Linked DNA regions of Mus musculus: region 2 is linked to region 1. The links are chromatin loops, found by intact Hi-C in ENCODE. Cell type or tissue: heart. All regions are shown on one strand. Each heading gives the region's core, and the rest is flanking DNA. Links, peaks and the distances in the headings are about the cores only. Region 1 holds the start of Tm9sf2 (transmembrane 9 superfamily member 2). Region 2 holds the start of Clybl (citrate lyase beta like).

Region 1 (10,053 bases), core at 1,461-9,460:
ACTGCTAGGTTTCCAGATGGCGAGAATCCATGCTTTTTTTCGAGAGAAAACTACGAAGGTATGAAACTAAACACCAATTAGTAAGTATCAATCACTTGTAATAAACAGTTATGTTAATTTTTCTTTTAGTACTTCAACATCTTCATACGACTTCCGGTCATACAAGTGTTAGAGACTCATCATTCTGCATCTGTTCAGAGCAGCACACAGACTGCCTTCTTAAATCTGACTCAGTCCATGTTTGAAGGCAACTGCTCCTAAAATAACATACACAATTTACAGAAAGCTTCTGAAAATAACTACCAAGAAAGGAAGGTGACTGCGTAAGCTGTCATTTTATCATGATTGCCCAGCTAATGCATCTGAGCCTTGCTGTCTGTCATTAGCCACTAGAGGGTAGAGTTGGTCATTTTTCTTTACAGCACAACAAAGACAATCTCAAATTTCATCTCTGTCTCCCCCACTCACTCCCCCCATGTATGTGTGAATGTGTACATGCCATGTGAGCATGTGGAGGTCAAAGGACACCTTTCGTGGGTAGGTTCTCTCCATCATGTGGGTCCCAAAGACTGAACTCAGATTGTCAACTTGTTGGCAAGTATCTTTTGTTTTGTTTTTTTGAGTCAGGGCCTAAGTAGACCTGGAGCTCACTCTGCACACAACAAGGCCTCAGAGATCTGCCTGCTTCTGCCATCCAAGCACTGAGATTAACGGTGTGCACCATCAAGTCCAGCTGGTGGCAAGTATCTTTACCCACTGAACCATCCTGTCAGCCCCATTCCCCTAAGAGTATGATCTCTCAATCCTTCACCCAACTCTTCCATGAGGCTTCTCCAGCACCATCTAATGTTGGCTGTGGGTCTCTCCATCTCTTTCCATTGGCTGCTGGGTAGAGCCTCTCAGAGGACAGCTATGCTAGTCTCTTGTCTGCAAGCATAGCAAGTATCATTAATAGTGTCAGGGATTGGTGCTTGTCCTAGGGATGGGTCTCAATCTGTGCCAGTCACTGGTTGTCCATTCCCTCTGTCTCTATTTTTGTCCCTGTACATCTTGTAAGCAGAACACATTTTGGGTACAAGGTTTTGTGGGTGGGTTGCTGTCCTTATCCCACCATTGGGAGTCCTGCTTGGCCACAGAAAGTGGACTTTCCAGGATCCATATCCCTCACTGCTAGGAGTAGAAGAGGACAGGGACGCCACAGGAGACCAACAGAGTCAACTAACCTGGACCCTTGGGGGCTCCCAGAGACTGAACCACCAACAAAAGAGCAAGCACAAGCTGGAACTAGGCCTCCTGTACATACGTAGCAGATGTGTAGCTTTGTCTTCATGCAGGTCCTCCAACAACCGGAGCGGGGGCTGTTCCTGAATCTCCTGCCTGCCTGCAAGTGGATCCCATTCCCCTAACTGGATCACAATGTCTGGCCTCAGTGGGAGAGGCTGCACCTAGTCCTTCAGTGACTCCATGTGTTAGGGGTTCTGGGGAGTGGAGATACCCAGAGGGGGCTCCCCCTTCTCAAAGGAGAAGGAAAGGGAGGAGTGGAGGGAGGATCTGCGTGAAGGAAGGATCTGGAAGGAGGAGGAGGGGCTGATACTGGCATGTAAAGTAAATAATAAGTTTTAAAAAAGAATACGGTCTCTATATTACGCAGTAAAAATGTATCCAACGTTCTGAAAGCTTATGCTGTTTTAGTTCTTATGTCTGAATTGACACTGAGGAGCCAAATACTTAACAGTTAAAAGCATGAAGGTGAACTGTCACTATCCTTAATCATTTGACACTGCAAGGACACTCAGTCCAAAACTAACCAGCACATGGCAACTAACTGAAGGAATCAAAACTTTTATACTAAATGGAGCACCTGCTATCTGGAACACCCTGTAACTTCTGACACTTCTGGCCTCTGTAGGCAACCCACACTTATATGCATCTACATAGACACACATGATTAAAAATAAATCTTTAAAAAGAATGCACAAATAATTCCTGATTACAACAGAGAAATGCTAGAACCAATCTAATGCCTGGCAAGCATAAATGGTTAAGCAAGCCCACAGACAGCAGAGTGTTAAGAATAAAATATTCCCATGTCTAACAAATAAAAGAATGGACATTTCATGACTACACGGATATTTAAATGTATGCACATGTAATGGTATTATGTAAAAAAAAAAAAAAAAGAGTAAATCACAAAACTCATTTACAAAGGCGAAGACCATATATCAGAAGTTAGAAGAACATAAATAGGATTTTAGGTTTAATGAACTCATATTTCTCTGTCAGAAAATTAAACATAAAACTTTGTTGTTGTTGTTGTTACTGCTTTTGAGACAAAAGGTCTCTCTACATAGCCCTGTCCTACAGCTCATTATGTAGACAAGGCTGGCCATAAACTAAAGAGATAAACCTGCCTCTGTCTTTGAGTGTTGGGATTAAAGGTGTACCCAGACACCAAAGGCTTATACAACAATTTTAAGGAAACAAAATAGTGAAATCATCAGGCAATCCATACCAAGTTAATGTGGGATGAGGACTTCATAGCAGAAGCTATAAGACTATGCGGTGCTGCACACATTGCATTGAGCTACACCTGCTTCATTCTGCACTCAACCAGTAAAAGACAGTGTTTCTCCTAAGAAATCTGAAATACCTTTCAAGGGAAACACATAAGCAAACATAATTATTCCTGTGTTATAGAGGTGGGGAAAGAACCAGAAATCATATCAACAGCATCAAGGACCTCTCTGCTCACTCTTGTCCCCTCAGGAAATATGGAGTGGTATGTTTATGTTCTCCTGTCCCCAGTTCCTGTATTGAAAAAGTAGACCCTTAGGCAATGGTACTATGAAGGAAAGCCTTTTAGGGATGACCAAGTCCTGGGGACAGAGTTCTCATGAATGGTTTAGTGTTCTCAAAAAATAGGCTAAAGAAGCTCTTTCATCCCTCCCACCACATGAGGCATACATACACATGGACGAGGAAGAAAATGAATCCTCACCAGACCCTAAATCTGTGAGCACCTAAAACTTTGATTTCTCAGCCTCCCAAACTGTGAGGTAAATTTCTGTTTGGAAAAGAGGGAAGGGATGTTTGTAAAGTTACCATCTTGACCGCAGGAATAAAAATTTAAACTGTTTACTAAGCAGAATAGCTCCCTACTGAGAGAAAAGGGAAGATGTCTAAGTCTCCACGCCAGCTAGTTAGAGAAGAGCCTAGGGACATTTGCCCTCTTCCTACTGCTAACGGAGTAGCTGAGAACAAGGACAGCAAGCCAACATCCAGAATATGATCTGTCTTGCCTGTTTCATCCCCACACCTATCTAAGTCAAACCCTCAAAGGATCAGAAACTTCAAAAGGACACTTAAAGACCTTGTGAGACAACACAAATCACCCACAAATCCACTCACACTTCTCTCTAAAGTCCGTGTCCAGTGTCACATCTCTGCTGCTTCTCCAGAAGACTCTAATCCACAAACATTTCCTCATCTATGCTCTCTAGGTATGTGGACCATACCTTTCGTAACATCAGATTTTATTAATAAGCCTCTGTTCTCCAGTGGCTGATGGAGGAGCCAGGAATGTATTTCTCTAAGAAATTACGAATACAACACACATTCACTGTTCATTTACAGACCAAGTACTTGTTTATAAAGGTTGGCTTCTGAAATATTTAACAGAAAAATTCAGTGTGCCTGTAAGACTGGATCTCACTTTAGGTCAGAACTCTCTAGAAGGAGGCAGAAGTTCCTGCTTTTCCGGGTACCACAGTTAATGGACTGTGTGCCTGGGTGAATCTTACCGATTGGTAGGCATTATTGAACCCTCTACGACTTACGTGTCATAGATACACGTTTGTTTCTTTCTAAAACTGTAGTGACCATGTTAACGCCACACAGGATAGCCCACAAACCTAAAGAGAAGCTGCAAAATGCCATGAAAACTTTAATAGCCTCCCTAATACTCTAAAACAACCTCAAAATTCACAACTGTGGTATAGCTAAGAGTCATAAAATAAACACCAGCTTAAAATTTTAGTAAATAAAAAGTGTAAACGTTTTCTTAACCATTATTTGAAGTATTAAAATTAACGGTTTCTGAGAGGCCCTGGATCCTCCAAATGGTTAAGTTTTAGTAACTTTACGAAATAATGGTGTATTGTGATGCTCTACACCTGATACCTAAAAGCTGCTTTCAGCTGGTAAACTGAAAAACGTGTGGGCGGATGGCCTACGAAACCAACATTTTCAAGGCAGGTTCTTTCTCCCGCTCTCTGCTGCTTTTTAAGTGTTTAAAGCCATCGCGGAGAAACCCATTTGGGGGTCTCTTAAAAATTTTATAGCTTAAAAAAAAATTTAAAGGCCAGGGACTAAACTTAACTACAACTAGTCTTTATTAACGCGGTTTTCAAGGAGGGTTAGAATGCGTCACAATCCACAGGTTAAATGATCAACTAGTATTCTTGAAGTTCGGTATCAAAGTCCTAGAGAGAATAAGCCGTCATGACCAGGAGTTCTAGGAAAGTGCAATAAAACAGTGAGCTACGAAATTAAGTTACTGGAAGTTGTCGCTCGGCTGGGAGCGCCCCGTGTGGGCATCGGGTCACCGCGTACCTGCGTGCAGGCCAGTCCAAGGGCGCTCCGCAAGCCGCCGGGGTCCGGGCAAAGCGCCCCGAGCTGCAGCGACGAGCCCGCGGGGACCACCCGGGGTCCGCAGGCCCCCGTCCCGTCGCGGCTCGAAATGCGACCCCACCCACAGCTACGCCCCTTCCCGCTCCTTGACCCCGCTCCTAGACCCCGCTCCCACCGCGGCGCGCAGCCCGACAGGCCTCCCCCACCTTGCACTCGTTGCTCTTCTCTTCGGCGCAGAAGTTGACCGGCGCCAGGCCGGGCAGGTAGAAGGCGCTTCCCGGGCGCGGGCCTGGGACCGTCCCTAGCAGGAGCAGCGACAGCAGCAGCAACCTGGAGCCTTGCGCTGGCGGCGACGCTGGCGGCCTGGAGCTCATGCCGGCGGCTGTGAGAGGCGAGCGGCCGAGCCGAGGGGGACGGCGAGGAAGGAGGGGTCCGGGGCGCTCGGAGATCACCTCAAGGCCCGAGCGCAGAGAAGGCCGGCCCGCAACGGCTAGTTCCGGTTACGCTAGGAGACACCGCGGGCCCCGCGACAGAAACCGAAGCGGGCCTCCACGGAGCATGCGCGGGGCCGCACGCACATGCTCAGTGCCGGCGCCGCAAGCGCAGCGGGCTCTTTCCGGGCGGGGCGGCCAAGAGATCCGCGTTCCGGGATCTGGGTGACTTCCGCCTGCGCGCTTCCGGCACCCACAGTCGGGTTCCAGGTTCCACCGTGGCGCTCCAGAGCGCCGCGCTTCTCGGGCGCACCTCTTCTCTGCCCTCTGTCACCTCATACCCGTCAGTCCGCTCAGGACTGATGAACCAAGTACTTTCTGATGGAGACCGAGTTGGTCGATGAGGCAGAGCTCAGGGGTTACCTAGTTGGGGCCAGGGTAAGGGAACAAATGGAAAGAGCGGTTCGTAAATCTTTAAACAGCTCTTAGAGGTTATTTGCAAGAATAATTCCTAAGCATCGGAAATGCTGGGACATTCTTGTGTGGGAGAAGTGTGCACACAACAAACATATCTTTCAGAAAGTCGAAATGAGATAGATGAGAGAGGGTAGTAAATATAAAGTAGCAATGGCAGGTTGCAATGAAGATACCGGGGCTTAGTTAAGCAAAGCAGTCGTGTTAAGGAAGACTATTACGGCATTATTACTCTTCGACAAGGTGCATAGCTTTTCCCATTGATAATGGGAAATGGTTATGTCTCTGTGTTAGTGCGCAAGCATTATGCTCAAGGAGGAGAAAAGTTTAGCATAAAAAGCCCATGGAGTTTTAGACTTCAACCGAATTCTTCCCCAAGTGCATCATCTTAGAATATAAAACACAGTCCTGGATGACTGTAACCCCCAAATTCAAGAAAAGGCAAATTCAGAAAATAGGTAAATTCAAAAAAGTTTGTAGTCTCATGCTATTAAATTTTTTCTGTGTGCTCATATATTGCTCCCTTCCCCAAAGTTTACAACTAACCAGATTTTCAATGGCTCTAGCACCTACAGAAAGAACTACTGACATACCTAAAAAGAGCTTTAACATCAAAGGTAATTTGTACTGGCTGAGCGTCCTGGCTTTGGAACATTGTGATCTAGCGATGTGCCTCTGGGCATGGGTTCATCACTGGAGAAATGAAAGTTAGAAGAGAAGACAAGGGTGCTCACCCTCTCAAAGAGTGGTAAAGATTAAGTTAAAAAATACTATATCACAAAAAAATAGGTGATATAGTAGTTGTCCCAGGCGGTCCTGACCACTTTTATAACAAAAGGAGGCGTGTCCATCAGCGCACACCATCTCAAATACATGCACATACTGAACTTTGGGCTAAGTCAAGACAACGCCCTTTGTCGAAAAAGGAAGCAGCTGTCTCCAAATATAAAGAGGTAGGATTAACACCCCCCACACACCTTACCTATTTTTCTGATAATACCAAACTAGACCTTCACTGCCGTAGCTCCCGCTCCAACCTTGCCATTACTACTTTTTTCTACCTGTGACAATCTCACTGTCCATAGCTGGCATGCTGCTCGCTGTGCCACTGAGTTCTTTTGGTGGTCTCTAGGCTCCTACCTACCACGCTAGGCCACTCTGTAGGTCTCCCCAGCTTCTACTTGTGCTAAGAGGGATAATGTAGAATGTAGGTGTCCCCCATTTCCACCGCTGCTCCTCGGTGTCTACCAATTTCGGAAACGATCGTGTTTATTGTTCACTGTCTCACTTCCCAGGGCTGCAGGGGCCTGGTCTCTGCATCTTCCAACTCTACAGCAGGGCCTGGAGAGACGAAGGCGAAGCAAACTAGAAGTGCTCGCTCGGCCCTGGTCGCCGGAGGACACAGGTTCTAGACCTGAATTTAGGGTCGCAGACTTGCGGTGCTAACGCCTGAGGGTTCCCAGGGTTTCCCGCTCGCTTTCACAGACCACCACAAGCTTAAGACCGAGAATCACTTCCCAGGATGGCCTGGGATACTCAGTGATGAACCCACGGTGACCTGGTGCTTCCTGCCCCGAGACCTGACAGCCTCAACACTCTGGGTAAAGTAAATTAAAAACCCGGACAACTGGAGTCTTTGAGAATGAAAACGACATCGGGATTCCAGACAGCTGACTCGCTCAGAGCTCCAACTGGGTGTACGCACGGCGAGTAAAGCCAACTCCTACAACGACACGTCACCGTGCTGGGCCGCTTCTTGGCTGGTGGGCGGGGCGACCCCTACTTCCGGATCCGGCCTCTTCTGGGTAACGCCTCACCTGCGGTTCCCTAGGTTACCTGATGGCGGGAGGGGGCGGGGTGGGCGGGGGCGGGGCGAAGCTTTCCAACTCTGGGTAGCCAGCTCCTGGTTGGTGAGGCTCTTCCCGACTAGATTAAAGGGAAAAACGCAACTTTTTTCAGACTACTGATAACTCTGACTGGAGCAAAACCTGAGGAATATGTTTTTTTTCTATGTTCCACACGGCATTTGACAATTCGGAGAAGCTGAGGAAAGAGAGGGCTTTTTTGTTTGTTTTTTTTTCCAACAGGGTAGAGAAACCTGGCTGTCCTGGAACTCACGCTGTAGACCAGGATGGCCTCGAACTCAGTAATCCACCTGCCTCTGCCTCCCAAGTGCTGGGATTAAAGGCGTGCGCCACCACTGCCCAGCGAAAAGGGCTTCTTTGGTTTGGTTTGATTTTTGTTTTGTTTTTTTTGTTAACCATGGATATGGATGACGAAAACGGTCAGATGAGCAATGAACAATTCAATATACGCTGACCTTTATACTCAAAATGGTTAAGATGATAAATTTTATTATGTATGATTTGCCACAGTTAAAATCGAAAATTCTCCCCCCCCCACACACACTTTTCTGCTGAAATAATTTAGATGTCTGTTTTTCTGAATTTCTCACACTATATGAATGAGATGGCCAGATTTAACAAATATACAGGTACCCATTAATGTTTTAATTTCAGATGCTCAATCAAATAATACACAGGAAATACAAGTATATTACTTGGCCATCCTACACATGGGTGGAGGGTAAACTGATAGGAAAGTGCCTTATACTTGAAAAGAACGTGCATTGATTTTACTAGCTATGTGCCTGTAAATGAAAGAGTCTTTGAGATTTTCTTTAGAAGGGGAAAAAAAATCTAGATCTTCATTTCCTGATAGTATATCATCAATGACAGGTCAGAATATCATACCCAAAATATTCCATTTGGGCATAAAAGACAACACTGCGTTAAAGGCAGCAGAAAACTAGTGTGCACAAGATGGTCCTCTTTTGTGTCTAAGCAGAATAGAGATTTGCCTTTATAGAAGTAGGGGGAGAGCCTGCTGGGCGAGGCCTGCAACCCCATCTCCTTGGGAGGTTGAGACAAGGATCACAAGTTGAAGACCTGCCTAAGGTGCAGATCCCTGAGTCTGAGAACAGCTTGGGAAACGTAATGAAACTGTCTCAAGAAGTTTAAAAAAAAAGGAGGGAGTCTTAGTGTATAGTGTTGACCTAGCATGTGTTAGGTCCATGATTATTTGAATCAGAAGCACCCACCCCACCAACTAAAAAGACTTGAAACAATACTAAAATATATATATATATATATATATATATATATATATGATAAACTGTAGCAATCAACTCTAATCTACCACACATTTCCTCATTGCTGCCCCACTGTACTGCCTGTGGATCAAAACCTGTTTAAACTAGTCACCTCTATACAATGCATGGCTGCTGTTAAAACAGGAAATGTCCCTGAAAGAACAATGGCTTCTTTTGGTTTTCATTTCTTTTCTGTGAAGCCCCATACACATAAAAACATGAATAAATATCTTTTTCTGTCAGTTTGTTAATTAGTAATTGTTAATTAATTACAGACCCCAAATAATAAAAAGGGTAAAGGGGAGAAAAATCTATTCTCTATATAGTATAATTTGGAAGTAAAATTGGCCTCGAACAAATTAGCTATAAACACTGCCCAAAGAGGTCAGAGTCAAGTTATGAAGTCTCTCATTTTAAGATAAAGAATGGGGTAGGTGTGATGGCATATCCCTTTAATCCCAGTGTGTGGGAGGCAGAGGCAGGCAGACCTCTGAGTTTAGGCCAGCCTGGTCTACTACCTATCTAGCTAGACCGTGTCTCAAAGCGAAACAAAAAAGATAAAGATGATCCTAGAGTTATCGCGTTGTTTCCCATTGCTATAAGATTCCTGGGGAAAACTGCTTGGTGCAGGACAGGTTTATTCTGGCTTATGCTCGCAGAGATTTCAATCCATGATCAGGGGGGCTCCAATGGTTTTGGCATGGCAGAGGGATGGTGAAAGAGAGTTGCTCACCTCATGGAAGCAAGGAAGCAGGGAGGGAGGGTGGAAGAGAGCAGGAAGCAGAAGAGAGACATCAGGAAAAGATACAGCTCCCGGAAACACTGTGACCTACTTCCTCTAAATAGCTCCACCTCCAGAGGGCTCCCCTGCCTCCCAGTGATGCTGTCAAATTACTCACCCCACACCCTAGATCAGGTCAGTGTTGGGGACACACATTGAACAGCCTTGGCAAGCCAGGGCACGATTCAGATTGCAGGTAAAAGACCACATGGCTGGGACGTAGGCAGCCACAGAGGGTTAGAATAGACAAATATATGCCTAAGCGCAGTGCCTGCAGCTCTTTAATACATTTATTAGGTCCCCGAGTTGTTTATTTGGGGGGTTAAAACAGACTAGAGCAAGTGTAGAAACTCCAACATTACTTGGGAGCAAAAGGGCGAAGAAAAGCCCCCAGGAATTACATTTACCGTGGAGAGCTCTTATTGTTCAGTTACCTACCTTTCAATGATTGGGCTCACGGAGTCTGCAACACACCGGCCTTTAAGATGCTTTAAATCCAAACCACAGCAGTCCCCAAATGGACTTTGTGGCCATTTGAATGAGTATGGCCCCCAATAGGATTATATATTTAACTTCTTGGTCCCCAG
Region 2 (10,053 bases), core at 1,035-9,034, 75 kb before region 1:
TATTCAGCTGATGGGTGTATATTACAATGTAACTGTAAACTATATTCTGCTGATGTGTGTACATTACAATGTAACTGTAAACTCTATATTCTGCTGATGGGTGTATATTACAATGTAACTATAACTATTCAAAATAACTTAAATAGAAAACGGCACATACACATATATGTGCGTGTACTTGTTTATTTTATTTACTTGTTTTGGTTTTTTTGAGATAAGGTTTCTCTGTTGTAGCCCTGGCTATCCTATAATTCACTCTATAGACCAGACTGGCCTTGAGTTCACAGAGATCCACCTGCCTCTGCCTCCCAAGTGCTGGCATTAAAAGTGTGTGTCACCACTGCCTGGCATGTCTCCACTTTTTAAAGTGGCTTATTTTTATGTGTATAAATCTTTTGCCAGCATGAATATCTGTATATCATGTGTATGCAGTGTCCAAGGGGGTCAGAGAGGGCATCAGATCCCACGGAATTGGAGTTACTAGTTGTGAGCCAACATGTGGGTGCTGGAAATTGAGCCCAGGTCCTCTCTGCAAGAGCAACCAGTGCTCTTAACTGTTGAGCCATGACTTCCATCTCAATACTCAAGATTCTTTTTTTGTTTGTCTGTTTTTTGTTTTTTCGAGACAGGGTTTCTCTGTATAGCCCTGACTGTCCTGGAACTCACTTTGTAGACCAGGCTGGCCTCGAACTCAGAGATCCTCCTGCCTCTGCCTCCGGAGTGAATGCTGGGATTAAAGGGGTGTGCCACCACTCCCGGCTCAAGATTCTTAAAATGTTAATTCCTCTGACTCACTGTATGGACTCAATGAAATACTGATCAAATCCCAGTAAATTAGCCTGTGGAATTAACGAACTAATTCTGAAGTTTACCTAGAAAAGTGAAAGGCCCAGGAGAGCCATCACAATACAGCAGACAAGACGGTCATAAAGAGAGTGCCTGCAAAGCAGTGGGAACATTGTCATACAGCCCATAAAGACCTACAGATGCTACCAACTGCTGCTGGATGAAGAAGCAAGGACAGGTTCCTCAACAAACTGACTAGAACAGCTGGAGGGGTCATAGATCTGAGATGCATACACAGCAGCATTTACCTTCCAAAAGAAAGAACAGGGGAAGGGGAAACTCTCAGGACCCACAGATTAGAAATATCTCCCCTTTGAAATAGTCTAAAGAGAATGCTGGGGAAAGCCACAGACTGGAAGAAAATATTTCCAAAATCCAGATCTGATGACAGACTGTAGCTGATATACACTAACAGCAAACTCAACAGTAAGCAAATGACCAGAGGGTCCCCATTCTCCCGTAGGCTCACGCAGCTTTCTGTGGGGAGGGCTGCTCTCCACATACCCAGGAAATGCAGACACCACCTAGATATCCTTTCACTCAGCTCTGACATTTTACAGCTGGAGAGAGTAAGTACCAGGCCCACACAATTAGGGCCCAGTCCCTCATGTCTGCCCTTACTTAAGATGTAAGCAAAAGCTGTAGGTGTTTTCCTTGTGTTTCTGATTGACGGACCATAAGTCAGAGGTTCCTAAGACTCCACTCTTTAGGTCCAGTTCATTTGCTAGGAGGGCTCACAGAACTCAAGGAAACTGATTACAATCAGAGACCTTCGAAAGGATACAGATGAACAGCCAGATAGAAGGATACACAGGGCAGGGCATGGATGAGGGGTGGAAGCTTCTATGCCCTCTCTAAGCACACCTCCTTACAGAAAGCTGCATGAGTTTAGCAACCTGGATGCTCTCCAAACCCTGGCCTTTTGGATTTTGATGGGAGCTTCCTTGAACAGACAGGACCAATCTTGTGGTTCCTTCTTCTCTGTCTTGTGTCAAATTGACAAAACACTCATCAGCACCGGTGTACTTTAAAGTCACATCGTGAACTTGCTGAGAAGGGCTGAACCCCACAGCCTAGCAGCCCCCAACACTCAAGTCACTCAGGAGAGTCCATTGGTTTAGGGTTGTGTTCCAGGAAACAGGGACAGAAACCAAATAAACATTCTTACTGTATCACAGTATCGAGCACAACACAATTAAGAAATCGGCAAAATAGTTGGGGCATATGTACGATGAATATACTAGATGGCAAATCACCATTTGGAAGGTAGCACAAAAGCCTGACCTCAATGACACACCACCTCCAAGAAGGCCACACCTCCTAATCTTCTCCAAACAGTTCCACTACCCGGGGACCAAACGTTCAACTATATCAGCCTCTGGGGGCCACTCTCATCCAAACCACCACAGCATCATCTAAGGGGATTTCAGGTTCAAACAAATCGAAAACAAGATACCACAGCCGCATACCGGTTAGAATTGTTGAATGTTCTTTAACCAGCAATGACAGACGATGAGTCAGCAGAGTAACACACTCGTTCACAGATAAGACGGTGCAGCTACTGTGACGTCTTCTCATAAAGCTAAGCACAGCCTTCTGAGACAATTCAACAGTCACATTCCTCAGTAATTATGTCTACACACAAACGCATGTGAAGACTTCTGCACAGTCAACAAAAACTGGACGCAGCTAAAATATCCTTCAACAGCGAACTGTCTAAACCAACTGTGGTATAGCTACACAATGGGATACTACTTGGCAATACAAAGAACTGAGCTATTAAGTCATGAGAGACATGAAGGAATTGTATATGCCTATTGTTAAAGAACCCAATCTAAAAAGACTATACACCGTATGGCTCAAATTCTTTGACACTCTAAATGAGATGGATCAGCAATAAAACTATATGTTACGTAGGCCTGACAACCTGACTTTCATCCCTGGAGCCCAGGGTGGAAGAAAATCAACTCCTGAAAATGATCCTCTGACCGCCACACATAAACTGCAGTATGTTCGTGCTAACATTCATACACACACACACACACACACTAAATAAAGTAAATGTAAAAACTAAATCGTCTGTTGGGTAGAGGGTACCTGGAAAGAATGCAGACCAAGAAAAGCACCAATTGTATACAAAAGGGCTTTGAAGAAAGAAAAGGGTGCTGACCTAAGCAACTCTAGGAATAAATGGAGCCCATGAGGCTGGAGGGAGTCTAAGCACTGTCTTCTAGTGGGTGGACATCTTCCCAATGGGTGTGGGCTAATAAATCATATGCTTGCTAGGACTGAACAATTAAGTGCCTGCGTGGTAGACAGCAGGAGCTTCCTTACAGTTGGGCCGGTGCTTTACTGACAAGCCTCAGGAAGAAGTTAGACTGCTCCCTGAGTGATGTGTTAGACCTGGAAGCGTCCTAAGGACTCATGTGTAGCTTGAGAAATAGCTACAGATGGTTCTATGTAGCAACTTTGATAGGTGTGTGTGTTCCCATCTATATTTCTTGGCTCTGTCAAGTGAGTTATGCTCCCTTCCTTGAAAGCGGAGTAATTCATATACATCCAGCATGGCCACAGAGAACTGCATGAATAACATGACAGTCTAGAGCTCAGGGCAAACGCTGGTGGGTCAGAAACAGGGATCAGGATTTCTGGTCTTGAATGGCCCCTGCGTGCTCAGCAATGGTTCAGACACTCTGAAAATAAGCAAGGAGCCTCCAGAAGTAGCCTACTGGTCCCAGACAGCACTTACATCCTCTGGTGGGTTTACTAGGACCACACTAGCACAATTGGCTCACTAAAGCCAAGTACCTGCCCTTGATAGAGATGATGCATGGTATGGGGGGCAGGGTGGTGGTGATAAAAAGGAGTTTACACTAAGCTCCAAGCCTATTAGAAGTGGTGACTGTGTGCGGTCAGGACTGGTCCTTTCACACTTCAGAAACGGAATCTCTGGGCTGGCCCAGGACCCCTCCCTTACCACCACTCAGGTTCCAGGAGTGATTTTCCTCCAGCCAGGGTGCAAGGCCACAGATGAGAAAATGAGGTGCCTAAGACCATATGGGTCCTGTCATGGGTCTGGGGTAAATCATGAAGCACAACACAAAAGATGTAAAAAACGCTAAACTGTGAACTCTGGCTCCATCGCTCCGTGGGACTTTGAGACAGTCTCTGATCCTGTTTCCTCACAATAGGCAAGACACCTTAAAGGAGAACTCAGGACACGTGCAGTTAACAGATAGGCAAGTGTCATGAGGGAGGGTCACTGTTTGTGACAATCTACAGTTCCTTTACCAACTAGTATTGCTATGTAGGCCAGGCTGGCCTCAAACTTGCTATGTAGATTAAGTGTAGCCTTTAACCTGCGTCCTCCTGCCTCCACTCCCCAAGTCATGGAATTCTTTTCAAATATCTACTCCAAAGCTGATGACGTAAGACTTAAAGTCTCTTGTTAAACCAAAGAAAACTTCAAAATATATGCTCTTTTCACCTAAAAAAAATTCAGTGTTTTTCATGAGCAGATTTTGGCAAAAGCTTTTTGGAACCCTCAGTCATTCTTGGTTGGGTAAGTGGGTCCAGAGAACAACATTTGGGAACCACTGTGCTTCACATAGGTGGGGTGAGCGTCTCAGCTACTCCAGAGCGCCCCTAAGTTAGCGCGGTACATGCCAGATGCTGACAGCCCTGCCAACCCAGTAACGTTTGTACCCATTGCCCGGGTCCACGCAAAGCCCTCCCACTGGGAGGCAGCAGCCGCAGCGACCTTGGCAGAGGTCAAGGACCGGAGGCACAGAGGTATCGGGCTAGAGTGCCCATGCAGGCTCCAGAGACCACTCTGGCTACCGCCTTCGCCGCGTGGCGGGGACAGAGAACCTGAACTCACAGCCTGGGCAGCGCCGCCGCTCCACGAACCGTGTTCCGCAGCACGCACAACGCCATCTTCCCGACTGGCCCGCCTACGCCCCGCCCTCGCCCCGCCTAGCTGGATTCGGCCACGCCCGCCCTACCAGGCTTAGCCCGGCCCCCCGCTTGCCACAGCCCAGGCCAGTCCAGCCAGACTCAGCCCCACCTTGCTTCTGCTGGCGAGGCCCCATGCAACGCTTCTCTTTCCAAAACCACGCCCGCCCTCGTTAGCCACTCCAATCCTCTGCGAGCCCTGCGCGGCTCTGCGCGGAGGCTTTGGTGACCCAATGCTCCGCCCGCTTCTGAAACGAGTTAGAGAAACTTGGGTTTTCTCTGGCAGAGAAGATTTAGGTTTCCGAGGGGCTTTTTTGCTGTTTTTATTATCAACGTGCCCCTAACACAGTCGGTGAGCCTGCGATGGTGCATAAGCTAAAAGTGGTCAAAGCAAATGGGCTCTACCTGAAAAGGTGCAGGCTTGGGACCCACACAGGCCCCTTCCCAATGCCTGCGGGTCTCCGGAAACTGAGAGAAGCTGCCATCGGTCGTCTTTCCTAATCCAGTGGTGCCCTACCTAGTGTCTGGTCCTTTCCACTCTCCACCCTCCACCATTCCTCTGTCTTCTACCTCTGCAGTTTTGATTTTGGTGGTCACTACGTTCCGTTTGTTCTGAATTGACACTCAAAGTCGTTGTCGGAAGCTGGATTAAAAAATAGACCCCAGACGGGCGTGGTGGCTCACGCCTTTAATCCCAGCACTTGGGAGGCAGGAGAATTTCTGCGTTCGAAGCCAGCCTGGTCTACAGAGTGAGTTCCAGGACAGCCAGGGCTACACAGAGAAACCCTGTCCCGAAAAACAAAAACAAAAGACCCCAGAAGTCCTTTGTAGCCAGAGTGGCAGCACAGATGCCGAATATCTGCAAGACTGAGTTATCGCTTAGTTTATGATACCAACAGGGCAGACTGTTCAAACCCTCTGTGAGGCCCCCTCACACCCACCCGGACCTCTCCTGCCTGCACCCAGTGAGGACCATCCCACTTTCCTGTCTCCACTGCGGGCCCCAGTCTGTTCCGCCAAAATGGAGCCTGAGACAAAGCAGTATCAGGAACACCCATTCCATCTCTAATTTACACATCTATATCTTGTACTAAGAGACTGAGCAGGCAAGCTTTGTCTGTCTCCAGATACTAGATCACACTCTTTGTCCTGTTACACTTCTCTATGGCCATCCATCCACCAGTAAAAACACAGGTCTGGGGGTTTGAGTTTTTAAAACTTTTGTTGTTGTTGTTGTTGTTGTTGTTGTTTGAGACAGGGTTTCTCTGTATAGCCCTGGCTGTCCTGGAACTCACTGTGTAGACCAGGCTGGCCTTGAACTCAGAAATCTGCCTGCCTCTGCCTCCCAAGTACTTGGATTAAAGGTGTGTGCCACCACCGCCCGGCCTTGAGTTTTTATTTATCAATAAAAGTCACGTAAGGCGTCAGTTACATGCACAAAAGAGTTATTGCAAGTTTTGCACCTGAGGGGGTCAGAGGGATTGAGGGGAGGTAGTGGGGGAAGACGGGTTGGGAGGGTGAAAGACTTCAGGGCAAAGTAGAGCAGGCATAAAACTTCAGGGATCTGAGAACCTCCTGGGCCCAGGTTTAAGTGGCCTAAATGCCTTTTTTAATAATATACTCGGGAGTAGAATTTAGGGCCTCAGCCAGGCAGGCAGGAGCTCTATCTACCACTGAGCTACACCCTGGCCCTAAGTGGCTGAAATCTTGGCATTGTTTCACAAATACATTTGTCCTAGATAGAAGTGAGTTATATTTTCACCACATGGCCTTGTAATTATCGTGAAAACTCAATTAACCTTCATTGTTTGTCTTATACTATCTAGCTTTGTATTGGTTCTACAGAACACCTCCTAGGATTCGCCCGCTGAAAATATCTGATCAACCTCACTGTTTGCTGTAACATTTAAATAACTTTCCAGTGGGAAAGGGCAGACCCATTAGGAAAATGAAGCCCTTTATTCTCTGGTTAGGAACCCCAAAGGCTCTTTATCACAATCCATTCTTTCCTTCCTTTTGCTGTCTGGCCGGATGTAGGGTTTTCTCACCAAAGTTGAGTCTCAAAGGCTGAGCGGGCCGGTGTCACTGGTTTCAAACTTCAGAATGGCGCACTTAGAAAGAAGCCTATTAGAAGTTCTGTGGAATGGTTTTTAAGCAGTGGCACAGATAGAACTTGGCTCTGAGATCATTGCTGCCTCCTGCTGCTAAGATACAAAACCCTCCCAGCCGCGCTCCCGGCCAGCGCTGCCTTTGATAAGGGTGATGGCTGCGTCTGGCTCCTTGGGGAGAAAGGAAGAGACGTCTCTCAGATTTAGGCCAAATGCAGAATATCTAATGGCCACATCGCGAGCCGGCCGGGCCTTAGCTCCCACTCTTTAAGTCGAGGAAGTTAGACTACATAACCTTTAAAATACCCTTCTGCTCCGGAAGGCCTGACGTCTGATTTTCTGACTGCATGATTTTCCAACCCACGCTGCAGCATCCCCTATGATCAGAAGGCCGGTGCCGATCCTTGTAGACCTTCTAGGCCATGGTCTCTGCTTTGTCTCCATAGCTCTTCTAGTACTTGTCTATGTAATTTATTTTTTTGTTGTTGTTGTTGTTTTGTTTTCTTGAGACGTGGTCTCCTATTGACCAGGGTGGCCTCTTACTCACTATGCAACTGAAGTTGCACTTGAACTCCGATGCTCTTTCCTGCACTTCCCCAAGTGTTGGAACTATGGTCATGTTGGTTTCATGAAGTGCTGGGAATCGAACCCAGGGCTTTGTGCATACCAGACAAGCACCCTACCAACTGTGTTTCTCCCCCAGCCTCAGTTTCTGTGGTTGGATGAATACTGGCCTCCAAATTGCTTGCATCCTAACTGCTACAACCTATGATTGTGTCACTCAGCATATGTGATGAAGGAGCTTGAGGTGAGAAGATTATTCTGGGTCACATGGGAGGACTCAATGTCATGATAAGCATTCCTATGAGAAGGAAGCAAGAGAGTCACATCACAGTGTAGGTACGAGACTTAGAAGCACAATGGAGTCTGGGGTGGGCCATAGTCAAGGCCATGGGACCCCTAGAAGCTGGGAAGCCAGCCAAAGACTGCCCTACCACATTCCAAAGAACCTGCAAGAACACCTGAACTTATCCCCATGAGAGCTGTTTTGAACTCCTGGCCTCTAGAACGGCAAGATAATAACTGTTACATTGTTTTAAGCCACTAAGTTTGCAGTAATGGATTGCAGAATCAAGGGGACCCTGAGGTGCCTAGTAAAAATGAAACCTTCTCAGAGTTCCTCTACCAAGGAATGACTCTTAAAGACTGACTTTAAGGCTTGTGGAGGAGCTGAGGATGTAGCACTGTGGGTAAAAGATTTGCCTGGCATGCATGAGGCCCTGGGTTCCATGCCTAGAGCATGCCCAGTGCATAAAGTGGATATAGACACATGCCTGTAGTCCTAGCACTTAAGAGGTGAGGGCAGAAGGATTGAGTTCAAGATAGGGACTGGAGAGATGTTTCAGAGGTTAAGAGCACTGAGTGAGAGTTCTTCCAGAGAGTTCAAGTCCCGGTAATCACATGGTGGCTCACAACTGTCTGTAATGGGAACTGATGCCCTCTAACAGTATACTCATATAAAATAAATAGATCTTTAAAGAGAGAAAGAGCCGGGTGTGGTGGCCCACGCCTTTAATCCCAGCACTTGGGAGGCAGAGGCAGGCAGATTTCTGAGTTCGAGGCCAGCCTGGTCTACAAAGTGAGTTCCAGGACAGCCAGGGCTATACAGAGAAACCCTGTCTCAAAGAGAGAGGGAGAGAGGGAGAGAGGGAGAGAGGGAGAGAGGGAGAGAGGGAGAGAGGGAGAGAGGGAGAGAGGGAGAGAGGGAGAGAGGGAGAGAGGGAGAAAGAGAGAAGAGAAGAGAAGAGAAGAGAAGAAAAGAGAAGAGAAGAGAAGAGAAGAGAAGAGAAGAGAAGAGAAGAGAAGAGTTGAGTTCAAGACAGGCTGGAGAGATGGCTCAGCAGTTAAGAGCCCTTGCACAAGATAGGAGCTCAGCTCCCAGCACCTACATGGTGGCTAACAACCATCTGTAACTCCAGTGTCAAAGGATCTAATGCTGTCTTCTGACTCTGTGGACACTAGGCATGCATGCATGGAGTACACTTAAATAAAAACAGGTAAGACGTGCACCTGAACACATACACAGAGAGAAAACAAATGGAAAGGATTTAAAAGAATGCAACATACTCAACCACATAGTGAGCCTGAGGCCAGCCTAGGTACATGAAACTCTGTCTCATAAAAAATTATAAATAAGTACATGTACAAGACGCTGGGCATTGTGGTACCTATCTTTAATCTCAGCACTCTGGAGACAGAGGTAGGCTATCTCTGTGAGTTTGAGGCCAGCCTGGGCTATACAGTGAGACCCTGTTTTGAGGTGGGGTGTGGGCAGTGAGTTCAGTTCCTGGGATCCACAGGGTATAAGGAGAGAATTACTCCCAAATGTTCTCTGACCTCCATATGGCTGCTGTAGTATGTGCCCCCCCACCCCCACCAACACTCACACACAATAAATAAATAAATAAATATACATGAAATGACAGAAGAACTTATAAGAGTGAAAAATACTTCTCCTGAGTACTAATGTAAACCTCATAGAATTCTGCCTGCCTCTCCTCCTAAGCCTGAGCTCACAGAGATGCATGATCACGCCTGGCCTGGTGAAGGTATCTTACCACCGCTACATAAATGGTGGAGCATTCCCAACACCCAGCAACAAGTCTAAGAAATGCTTTGTTCTTTAGGATACGTGAAAATAAAGCCAAGGCTCAGGCTTGCAAGCAGCACCAAGGCTGCCTCCGTTAGCTGGGCTGGCTTATTCCTGAGGCAGGGTCATTTGTACCATGTGGACAGGGGCGCAGAGAGTCAACAAATGGGGATTAAGGAGAAGCTTGGACCAATTAGATCACATGAGGTCCCAAATCTCTCCTTTATCAGGATAAATCCAAATTTGACTCCTATTGCTAAAAGAAAAAAAAAAAAGTGAGATACATATTTCTTACAAGCCAACCTGGGGGCATTATCATGCTGTCTATTATCAGCAATGAACAGATTTGACTCCTTTCCAAACAAGATTGGCAGGGCCTGCGGGGTCTGTCGGAGTCAGGCTAATCCTCCAATCATCTGCCTGCCCTATCACGGTAATAGAAAAGTGTTGGTAATAAGCAGGTTAACAATCTTCTTGTCTGGCGCATTAAAGATA

What was found. A loop is a pair of places that touch in the nucleus more often than their neighbours do. Peaks named below come from ENCODE experiments on the same cell type or tissue, not always from the same donor. Only the 100,000 strongest peaks of a DNase experiment are listed, where the experiment ranks them.
Region 2: a loop joins it to region 1, with 6 times the contacts of the local background. A loop is called at or near these places in 2 of 42 quality-filtered maps.

What each region holds. Positions count from the first base shown.
Region 1 is chr14:122,102,218-122,112,270 of GRCm38, reverse strand. Tm9sf2 (transmembrane 9 superfamily member 2) reads right to left here and starts at 5,189. Exons shown (of 17, transcript NM_080556.3): 1 at 4,836-5,189. The coding sequence starts at 5,003. It overlaps A330035P11Rik (RIKEN cDNA A330035P11 gene), which reads left to right and starts at 5,297. Exons shown (of 4, transcript NR_015586.3): 1 at 5,297-6,487; 2 at 6,830-7,339. In heart, for the core only: CTCF peaks have their summits at 4,589 and 7,379; DNase peaks (open chromatin) are centred at 5,220, 6,680 and 7,280; H3K4me3 peaks cover 4,273 bases; H3K27ac peaks cover 3,249 bases.
Region 2 is chr14:122,176,455-122,186,507 of GRCm38, reverse strand. Clybl (citrate lyase beta like) reads right to left here and starts at 4,814. Exons shown (of 8, transcript NM_029556.3): 1 at 4,727-4,814. The coding sequence starts at 4,782. In heart, for the core only: a CTCF peak has its summit at 4,615; a DNase peak (open chromatin) is centred at 4,867; H3K4me3 peaks cover 1,459 bases; H3K27ac peaks cover 1,557 bases.